Regions from separate parts of the Homo sapiens genome. Here region 1 is linked to region 2. A link is a loop called in an ENCODE intact Hi-C map of the cell type or tissue named here. Cell type or tissue: endothelial cell of umbilical vein. All regions are shown on one strand. Links, peaks and the distances in the headings refer to the core of each region. The heading gives the core; the rest is flanking DNA.

The links. Peaks named below come from ENCODE experiments on the same cell type or tissue, not always from the same donor. Only the 100,000 strongest peaks of a DNase experiment are listed, where the experiment ranks them.
Region 1: a loop joins it to region 2, with 16 times the contacts of the local background. A loop is called at or near these places in 1 of 110 quality-filtered maps.

Annotation. Positions count from the first base shown.
Region 1 is chr18:72,316,480-72,321,790 of GRCh38, reverse strand. No RefSeq gene overlaps it. Among named protein-coding and RNA genes, the nearest start is that of CBLN2, 230 kb to the left of the region's middle. In endothelial cell of umbilical vein, for the core only: no CTCF peak of the experiment used is centred there; no DNase peak of the experiment used is centred there.
Region 2 is chr18:72,541,663-72,546,973 of GRCh38, reverse strand. It overlaps CBLN2 (cerebellin 2 precursor), which reads left to right and starts at 2,632. Exons shown (of 5, transcript NM_182511.4): 1 at 2,632-2,997; 2 at 3,444-3,488; 3 at 4,648-5,170. The coding sequence starts at 4,814. In endothelial cell of umbilical vein, for the core only: a CTCF peak has its summit at 2,501 (motif pointing right); a DNase peak (open chromatin) is centred at 2,533; H3K4me3 peaks cover 1,486 bases; H3K27me3 peaks cover 1,381 bases.

The sequences.
Region 1 (5,311 bases), core at 605-4,604, 220 kb after region 2:
AGGGAATTATGAGTTGTTTCCTATTTGGGGCTATTATGAATAAAGTTGCTATGAACATTCACGGGCAAGTTGCAATGTGAGCACAAGCTTTGTTTTCTCTGCAATAAATGCATAAGAGTACAATTGCTGTTTGGTGTGATAATTGCATATTTAGTTTTGTAAGAAACTACCAAACTGTTTTGTATAGTGGCTGTACTTACATTCCCACTGGCAATATACCAATGTTTTCGTTTCTCTAGTTTCTCGTCAACATTTGGTAGTGTCTCTGTTTTTGAGGGGGGGTCAGATATATGGTTTACAAGTATTTTCCCCTCGTTTGTAGCTTCTCTTTTTATCCTTTCGACAGGATCTTTCCCAAAGCAAAGGTTTTATTAAAATTTGTTTAAATTCCAGTTTATCAATTTTTTCTTCATAGATCATGTTTTTGGTGTCATGTCTAGGAACACTTTGCCGTACCCTATATCCTGAAGAATTTCTCCTATTTCTTTTTCTAAAAGAATAGTAGTTTTGCATATTCTAAGTGTATGATCCATTTGGCTTAATCTTTGTATGAGATGTGAGATTTATGTCAAGGTTTGTTACCTTTGGTGTCCGTTACTCTGGCACCACTATTCTTCCTCCAGTGAATCGCCTTATTTGTTGAAAACCAGTCAGACATATTTGTGTGAGTATACAGTCTGTCTTATGGTTCTCTGCTTCTCTGATCTATATATCTATCTCTTTACCAATGCAGTACTATTTTCATTACTGTAGTTACACAAAGGCCTTAATTTCTAATGAGTGATTTCTCCCACTTCTCTTTTATTTCTCAGGGTTGATTTTAGCTATTCTAGGGTCTGTGCCTGTCCACATACATTTTAGAATAAGCTTCTCTATGTTTTTTTTTTAAACCCTACTGGGTTTTTGATAGGAATTGAATTATACCTATATGTCAATTTGAGGAGAATTGACATTTCTTAGTGTGTTGAATCTTGAAGTCCATGAACACAGTGTGTCTCCATTTATTTAGGTGTTCTTGAATTTCCTTTGGCAGTTTGTAATCTTCAGCATATACATCTTGTAACACATTTTGTTAAATATATTTCTATGTATAGTTTTTTTTCTGAGTGACTGCAAATGGTATTGAATTTTTATTTTCACTTTTTACAAGTTCATTGTTAGCATATGAGAACGTGTTTCATGTTTATATGTTGATCTTGTATTCTACCATTTGTTGAACTCACTTAGCAGTTCTAAGACCTTTTTTTTTTCTTTTTCTTTTTGTATATTCAGTACTTTCTATGCAGACAACAAGGTCACCTGCATTAGGGATGGTTTTATTATTTCTTTTGCAATATGCGTGTCTTGTATCATCTCTTTTGCAAGCCTTATTGGAGCTTTTCCTATTTGTACTTCAGTCAGCTTTTTGAATCTGTGGGTTTATGTCTTTTGACAAATTTGGGAACTTTTCACTTATTATTTCTTAGAACACCCTTTCACTTCACTCTTTCTGCTTCTGTGATTCTGGAAATACGGAGTTGGATCTTTTGTTATTGCTGCAACAAGTTCCTGAGGCTCTACTCGTTTTTTATTTTTATTTTCTTCCGTCTATTTTTATCTTTATTCAGGTTGGGTAAATTATTTTAATCTCTTTTTAAGTTTACTCTCTTACCCATTGTCATCTCATTCTACCATTGAGCCTATTCAGAGAACTGGGTTTTTAAAGATTTTCATCATAGCATTTTTCAGTTCTATCAATTCTATAATTTTTATTTGGTTCTTTTTCACCATTTCAATTTTTATTTTTTGCTGAGATTTTCTCTTTTTTCATCTGTTTTCAGATAATTTGTTACTGTTAAAACATTTTATGATGGTTGCTTTAATGTCATTGTCTGATAATTCCAACTTCTGATTCATCTCAGTGTGGGCAACTGTTGATTGTGGGTTTGTTGTTTTGTTTTGTTTTTTGTTTTTGTTTTTTGTTTTAAGAGTCTCACTCCATCACCCAGGCTGGAGTGCAATGGTGTGATCTTGGCTAACTGCAGCCTCCACCTGCCAGGTTCAAGCAAATCTCTTGCCTCAGCCTCCCGAGTACAGGTGTGCATCACCACACCCAGCTAATTTTTAAATTTTTAGTAGAGACGGGGTTTCACCGCATTGGCCAGGCTAGTCTCAACCTCCTGACCTCAAGTGATCCTCCTGCCTCGGCCTCCCAAAGTGCTGGGATTACAGGCATGAGCCACCACACCCAACCTGATTGTGTTTTTTCATTCAACCTGTGACATTCTCCTTATGATGGGTGGTTTTTTTTTTATTGTAACCAGAATTTTTAGCTATGTTTGTCAGCAGGCTCTTGGTTCCATTTACATTGTTATTTTAGCACAGCGCCATCCTGTGGAGGTTTAGCACACAGGACCTGGCCCATTGCTGTGGGTCTAATGACGACTGAATTATCAGAGACTTTGAGGGGCAATTTTGGACAGCTTGATTTATCTCCTATCGTGTTGCTGGGCTTCTCACTGAACCCTCCTGGTGTTGCTTGAGGAGATAAAAGGAGCTTCCTCCTTTTAAGCTGTCTGTTTTCTTAAGCTGGGGAAAGAGAGTCTATTGCCCAGGAAACTAAGAGTGCTTCTTGGGAAGGTGCTTGTGGAGGTGACATCCTCCTTGCTGATGAATTGTCTCTAGGAAGGAAAGAGAGTCTCAGGTCCAGTAGCCTGGTGTGAAAGGAGCTTTTTCTGTCTTCTTATTGTCAGTGGGGCATCTGGTCAGCCCAGTATTACCAGGCTGCCCTGGTTTTGTTGATGGTACTCATAAGGAGAAATAAGCCTACCTGAGCCATCATCCATTACTTGTTTGGAGGGGAGGGAGAGGTCAAAAAATGCTGGCTCTGAAAAGGAATTAGATCATGTTTTTTTGCAGGGACACAGGTGTAGCTGGAAGCCATTAACCTAAGCAAACTAATGCAGGAACAGAAAACAAATCACTGCATGTTGTCACTTACAAGTGGGAGCTGAACAATGAGGACACATGGACACAGAGAGGGGAACAACACACATTGGGGCCTATTAGGGGAGCGTGGGGGTGGGAAGAGAGCATTAAGAAAAACAGCTAATGAATGCTGGAGCTAATGCAACCTAGGAGATGGGTTGAGAGGTGCAGCAAACCACCATGGCACACGTTTACCTATGCAACAAACCTGCACATCTTGCACATGTACCCAAGAACTTAGAAAAATAAAATAAAATAAAATATAATAATAATAATAATAATAAAGGCCAGGCACAGTGGCTCGAACCTGTAATCCCAAAACTTTGGGAGGCAGAGGCAGTCAGATCATCTGAGGTCAGGAGTTCAAGACCAGACTGACCAACATGATGAAACCCCGTCTCTACTAAGAATACAAAAGTTAGCTGGGCGTGTTGCACCTGCCTGTAATCCCAGCTACTCAAGAGGCTGAGGCCACAGAATCGCTTGAACCCGGGAGGAGGAGGCTGCAATGAGCTGAGATCGTGACATTGCACTCCAGCCTCAGTGACAGAGGGAAACTCCATCTCAGAAAAAAAAAAAAAAAGAAAAAGAAAAGAAAAAAAGAAAATTCTGGCTCTCAGTCGTCTTTCTCTGTTGGGCAGTGGCTCTAAGATGCCTTGTTTCTATGACATTCCTCCAGTCCTGATGTCCCTTCTTAGCGTGCTTTCCTCTTTTGACATTTCAGAGTTATGCTTTGGTTGTCCCTTCCATCATTTACTGGGTTTATGTTGACACTTAGCGGGTAGTATCAGGGGAAAGGAGTCCACGTGATTTTTTTCTGGACTGGGAGTCCAGTGTAATTTTATAAGGTACTTACATTAGATCTTGCTGTAACATAATCTCACATTGTACAATTAACTGTCAGTCTTATGTCCTAAAAAGGGATTTGTTTCTCTTTGAAATACCACATGGAAATCATCATGAGCCTAAATTATGGTCATGTACTAGACACTTTGGAGTAAATGCTATAGAAGTTTTTAGAGTATATGCAAATGTTCATTTTGCACTTGTGAAAATTATGTTTTATTAATACAAGTTTTTATATAACTGTCCTTTAGATTTTACCATGCTTGATGATTCATCATTGTGACATATCACAGCACAGCTGTTTGCCAGGAGTGACATTATAGTGAAGATTTATATAAAATATCTAAAAGTTATGCAGCTCTAATGCTTCCACTCCACGGGTAGTGCCATCAATATCCACATTTAGGATAATAGCTCTGAAAAAAAAAAGTAGTTTCACAAAGTAAAGCTATAGTAATGAAACTGTTTCTCTCTAACATTCCAGCAAAAGAAACATGGCTATAAAATGTGTGTCTAAAAATATCCGGCATCTTCAAGGAGTCAAGGTTTGAAAGCTGAGATTGAGTGGTCAATTTAAAGTATGTCTTGTTTGGAAGGACACAGTGTCTACATTTATCGGTAATTTTGTAAATAAACTTTTGTATTTTAAAGTGCTTTTAGACTTCCAGAAAAACTCAAAGATGGTGTTAGTAATTTTATAAATCATTAGGTTGTTGCAGTTTATTGTGATAAAAATTATCATTTGGTTTGAATTGTGTTTACAATTTGGTTGATGATTAGAAATTATTAAGTTCATGCACAAATAATCCTGCATTTAACTATTATTGTAGAAAGGAGTCAACATGGATTTTGCTTTTCATTACCTCCAAGTAAAATTTTGATCAGATTTTTTAAAAAGAAGGATTATATATATGGTACTGTTATTTGATTGTGTGTTAGAAGCCTACATAATATACAAGGAAGACTCAGATCTTAATACACTTCTAGCTTTTTTTTTTTTTTTTTTTTTAGATGGAGTGTTGCTCTGTTGCCCAGGCTGGAGTGCAGTGGCGTGATCTCCGCTCACTGCAAGCTCCACCTCCCGGGTTCACTCGATTCTCCTGCATCAGCCTCCTGAGTAGCTGGAACTACAGTTTAACCTTTATTCTAAAGTGGATTTAAAATTAACTCTTATTATATTGCTTTGGTGTAGAATAATTTTGCAGTTATAATTAATGATATGTCTGTTTAGTTTTCATTAGTAATCTCTGTCTTCATTTTGCTGTCAATTTATTGCCTATGTCAGCATGTCTGTTTTTGTATGAGTAGAGAAATATGTAATAGCAACACTCCTATGAGAACCATTTCATTCTCTAAACCAATCTCCAGTTTAAAAAGAATAGCATGTATTATATCTGTTAAAGTTTACAAAGGATAGTCACGTTATCTAACTTAATTTCTCAATCTCTCTACATTTACTTATGAGAAAGCTAAAATGTAGTGACATAGAATGATTTTT
Region 2 (5,311 bases), core at 885-4,884:
CTCAGTAGTGGAATTGATGGATCCAACAGCAAATCTATAATGCACGCTGAAGATGCATTTCAGAGATAGGTTATACCCAAAGAACTCAAATTTAAGTTCCATGAGAGACAGATATTTAGAAAAAATGAGAGGAAGGGTACTTGAATTATCCCAGCGTCTTCCCTTCCCACATTTTTCCCTAATATTAGAATATGTTCCTCTTCAGCTCTGTGTGAACACCTGTCTTTACCACAGGGTTGCTGTGGGTGTTAAATCGTGTTATATCCCAGACAAAAGACATGGTGCAATATCTCACACACCACAGGTGTTCCATAAATGGCTGTCATTGTTATTGTCTGTGGGAATGTCCACTATTAATGTTCTAGTAGTAATAGCAACAATTATTAACATGGAAAAGGGAGAGAAAAAGGAATCCCTGAGATAACTAGAAAAACTTTTGCTTTTAAATCTTAGACATTTTCTTAAAAAATTTCTAAGCATATTTACAAGCTAAAATTCCAACACTTGACTTAAATATCTTTTTTTTTTTTTTGAGAGAGAGCGTCTCGCTCTGTCACCCAGGCCGGAGGACTGCAGTGGCCCGATCTTGGCTCACTGCAAGCTCCGCCTCCCAGGTTCACACCATTCTCCTGCCTCAGCCTCCCGAGTAGCTGGGACTACAGGCGTCCGCCACCACGCCCGGCTAATTTTTTGTATTTTTAGTAGAGACAAGGTTTCACCGTGTTAGCCAGGATGGTCTCAATCTCCTGACCTCGTGATCCGCCCGCCTCGGCCTCCCAAAGTGCTGGGATTACAGGCGTGAACCACCGCGCCCGGCCGACTTTAATATCTTCTTATGTGAAACAACTAATTAATCAATGAATAAATAATCTGCTTCTCTGTCAATTTGCTATCTTTTATGGTTTCTTCTAAAATAATCTCTAGTCTAAATTAAACCTAACCTGTTTATTATATAAGAATGCTTATAGCTTTTTTCAATAACTTAGTCCAATAAGTCACATAGATTAAAGGTGTCTCTACATATATATAATCTAAACATTTATGTTGCCACATAGAAAGTGGTTTTCTTTTTTCCCCCAGTGTTGATGACGATAGTTCATGTGTGCTTGCATTTATATTAGTCAAAAGGAATGCTTACAGTATTGAGGAAAGATGCTGAGTAGAGTTGCTATTTAAGGACTTACAGATGTGTGAGAGGTATTGCTATAAATTAGCATCCCCAGATTGGTCTAATTATGTCTGTGTCTCACATGTCTTTCAAATATCTAGTGTTCTTTGCTATCTATGCTTACACTTAAATCAGTTCTCTCTATGGTGGAATGATGGATGGGGGCTTATTTTGACAGTAAGACACTATCACATGGATGAAATAGTGGAATAAAATAACTATTTGAAAGTAAGAGTGCATTTCCACTCTGTTAAACTCACAAAAATGGTAACAAAACATGGCAAACTGTGGTGGATTTGAAAAAGCATCCTGGCAAATGCCAGTACCTATCTCCAGCATGGTACAAAAGTGTTGAAGTATGACATTTACTTTACAGTGAGTATAGCTTAGGAGGATGAGAGATTTTGGAAGTATTGTATATTTTCTACTATTTTGCATGCTAGGTTAACCAGGAAGCATTTGGCTCAGAGGTACTTTTAATCACATCCTTACACCCATACTAAATATTTTGTCTCACGCAGCAGTGTGCAATGACTTTCTGCATATCCATTCCAGTTGAACTGATCGTGAATTTCATCTCCAGTGCTTAGAGATGATGCCTTGGCAGTTCTGTTCTAAATGGGGAGAATAGCGGTGAGAGGGCCTATGGGAAAATAAGGCCTTCAAAACCCCCTACCTGAAAAGACCTCCGTTTGTTAAGGTGGAATCAGACACTGCTGAAATCTTCAAAGGGGAGAGGGTTCGGTGTGAAGTCTGGAGGAATAAGAAATACAGATGCTCTAATGAACAGCACTGGCTAACTTTATTATTATTATTATTATTATTATTATTAGCCTATCAGAAAAGACGTATAATGCATGTCAAAGGACAAAGTATTTTTTAACCATGTTTTAAAAAAAAATCAGGCTATAGAGTGTAGATTTAAATATTGATTGTTTTTTAGACCAGCATAAACTATACGGCCCAGTTGTCTGTGCAAACGTTGTGCCGACGATAATAACCGATGATAACCTCACCGCAGCATTTATCATCTTGGCAGAGTTGTTTGTTAGATCAGTGAAGATCCGGAAAATCAGGCGGCGTGCTGCTTGGTTTTGCCAGGAGTAAAAGTACTGAAGGATACCGGGAAGACTGGTCATTATTGTTCTTCTTGTGGTTGCTATCATTATTATTATTATTATATTATTATTATTGCAGAGGTCAGCGCTGCTTTTGGGGTGAAAGAAGACCATCAGCAAACCTCAGCCTTGCGGCCAGGACTCCCCCGTCTTCTGTCGGAGTCCGCCGGTCCGCAGCCTGCGGCAGGGAGGCCCGGGCACCCGCAGGTGGCGCCCCACGTCCGTGTTTGCGCCCTCAGCCGAGCTCCAGGCGCAGCTGGGAAACCCAGCGCGTCTCCCCGGGTCCTTTGAGCGAGCGCGGACACCGCAATTTAATAAATAAGCGCAAGCGCCAGCCGCTCCACCAGTCCGAGGTCCAGAGGAGCAGACACACAGACCCGGGCCGGAGGCCCCTCTTCTAGCCCTGCGGGAACCGGACAGTTCCCCAACTGGGACTCTGGAACCACAGCTCCTAAATCATCAAATTCTCAAGCTTTTTTTTTCCCTCTCTTCGTCCCAGCCATCCCAGTCTTCTTCTTCTTTTTTTTTTTTTTAACTTATTGTTTTTTTCGCTCCTGTCATTATGAAAGTGGTCACGCCATTCAATATTAAGACTTGGAGGGAATTGGGGAAAGAAAAGAAAGAATCTAAAAGAAGAGAAGCGACCGGTGCTTTTAAGGGTGTCTAATTTTCAAAAGAGACGTCTGGGAGTATTTTGCTCTGGGCGTTTGGGTGAGCAGGACCGGGGCGTTGGAGGGTGCGGCGGGCTTGGGAGCAGGGAAGGTTCCGAGTCCTAGGGAGGCGGCAGCGCTCGGCTATGCCCTCTGGAGACTGGCGGGGCTGCGGGGCCGAGGGGACCCGCGAGGGAGCCGCGCTGCGGACGCGCTGAGCGCGGGAGCTCGAGGGGCCCCAGGCAGCGGTGCGGGCGCGAAGCCCAGGGGTTGGAGGCACCTGGGCGCACAGCGCGGGGCGCTGAGCCGGGCGAGACGCGGGGTTCCCGGTCCCGGGCGCGGCGCCTAAGCGGGCGCGCGGGGCGTGGTGCACCCCTGAAGCGGCGCAGGCTGGCGCGGGAAAGCGGCAGGGCGGGGCGGCGCGGTTATTGGCCACGCGCTGGGAGCAGGGTCGCGCTCCGTGTCCTCCTCCCGACAGCTCCCACTCGCCTCATTTTCTCTAAGCAGAGCAACTTCGCGGACAGCGGAGCTCGCCCAGCATGGATGTTCCAGGTAACCACCCCCGACCTGCCCTCCCCTCCGCATGCAAGCGCCTTCTGCGTGGATTTTAACGAAGACTCTCCCTGGTCCAGATCGAGGGGTGGAGGAGGTGGAGAGAGAGAAGGGAAATCATGTAGGATCGGGGCTGCGGACAGCGGATATTTATCAAGAGCCAACTTCTCTGTTCTTAGAAAGAATACTGGAAGAGTTAATGGGAGGCTGTGGGCGGCGAGGGGGCGGCTTCTCTGCGTGTCTCTGGGCTGGTATTGAAATGGCCTGTCTGCTTTCCTGGGAGGAGCGGGGACGGGGCAAAAGTGCAGACGGGCGCGTAAGTTCGCAGAAACCTGCAGGGGCTGCCGCCCCGCTGAGAAAGAGAGAATCCCCGTGGTCTGGAAACCAGAGCTGGAGAATAACCCAAGCCTGGGATTCCGTCGTTGGAATCGGTCCTTCGCCTAAGAGAGGAATCCCAGGGGTTTCACCCAAGGGGGCTCGCTAGTGGCTGCAGGGACCTTGGAAGTAGGTGTTTGGCTTTACTGCCCGTGTGTGTGTGTGTGTGTGTGTGTGTGTGTGTGTGTGTGTGTGTGTGTGGTGTCATTTCCCCCCTAGTAATCTTATTCGCCCCAAGGAGATTCCTGGGATTTGTTCTGTGGGTGGAAAACAGATAAAATCTGTACCAAAGGGACTTAAATGGACTTTAAAAACATCTCGAGGATTGAAAAATAGAGGATAGCAGGGAAACAAGGGATAGGAAAAGGGTTCCTTGGTGCTGCTCCAAGGAAATGCTGTGAGATGAAGGCGAGAAGGCAAGCATTCGTAGGTTTTTCTTTGCCTGCGTCTTAGCCCCCTCCGCGCTGGTGAATGGGCGGGGTGGCGGTGACGCCTTCTGAGGGTCTCGGGGCCCGTCTTAGCGACGAGGACCTGCAGAAGCGCGGCCCCCTCCCTCGTCGCAGCCCCGCGCGCTGCTCGGGAGCCTTCAGGGATGCGCTGCCAGCTGCGCCCGGGCGTTTCTCCGGACCTGTTGTGCCAGATCGGAAAGCGGGTTGGCTGTGCGCGGGACCAAGGGGGTGGCCTTCGGGGAGAACCCCCGAGCCGCAGGCACCTGCTCCCAGTCCCCCTTCTTCCCGGTGGCTCCACCTCCCGGTGTAAGGCTTTGGGTTCTGTGCCCTGACAGGTTCACAGGCGCCTTTCTTCTGAGAACGACCCTGGCCTTGAACGTCAGAGCCGGGGACGAAGGCCCCCGGAGGCTGCTGCGAGCTCCGCGCGTTCCTTCGCGCCCTTCCGCGCCGCTCGCGCCGGCGCCGGCCTCCACCCCCGCGCGCCGCCTCCCACCAGTCCCGATGCAGGCGCCCGGCCGGGGGCCACTCGGGCTGCGGCTGATGATGCCCGGGCGCCGGGGGGCGCTGCGCGAGCCGGGCGGCTGCGGATCCTGCCTGGGGGTGGCGCTGGCCCTGCTGTTGCTGCTACTGCCCGCCTGCTGCCCCGTGCGGGCGCAGAACGACACGGAGCCCATCGTGCTGGAGGGCAAGTGCCTGGTGGTGTGCGACTCCAGCCCGTCGGCGGACGGCGCCGTCACCTCCTCCCTAGGCATCTCCGTGCGCTCCGGCAGCGCCAAGGTGGCCTTCTCCGCCACGCGGAGCACCAACCACGAGCCGTCCGAGATGAGCAACCGCACCATGACCATCTATTTCGACCAGGTCAGCCGTCGGCCTGCCCACCCCGCCCCCAGCCCGGGGAGAGGGGCGGGGACCTGCGCGCGCGGGCTGGGGTTCAGGCTTCTTGGACGTGGAGTTCCCAGGCTCTGTCCTCCCCCTCTGCCCTGCTAGTCTCTTTCCTCC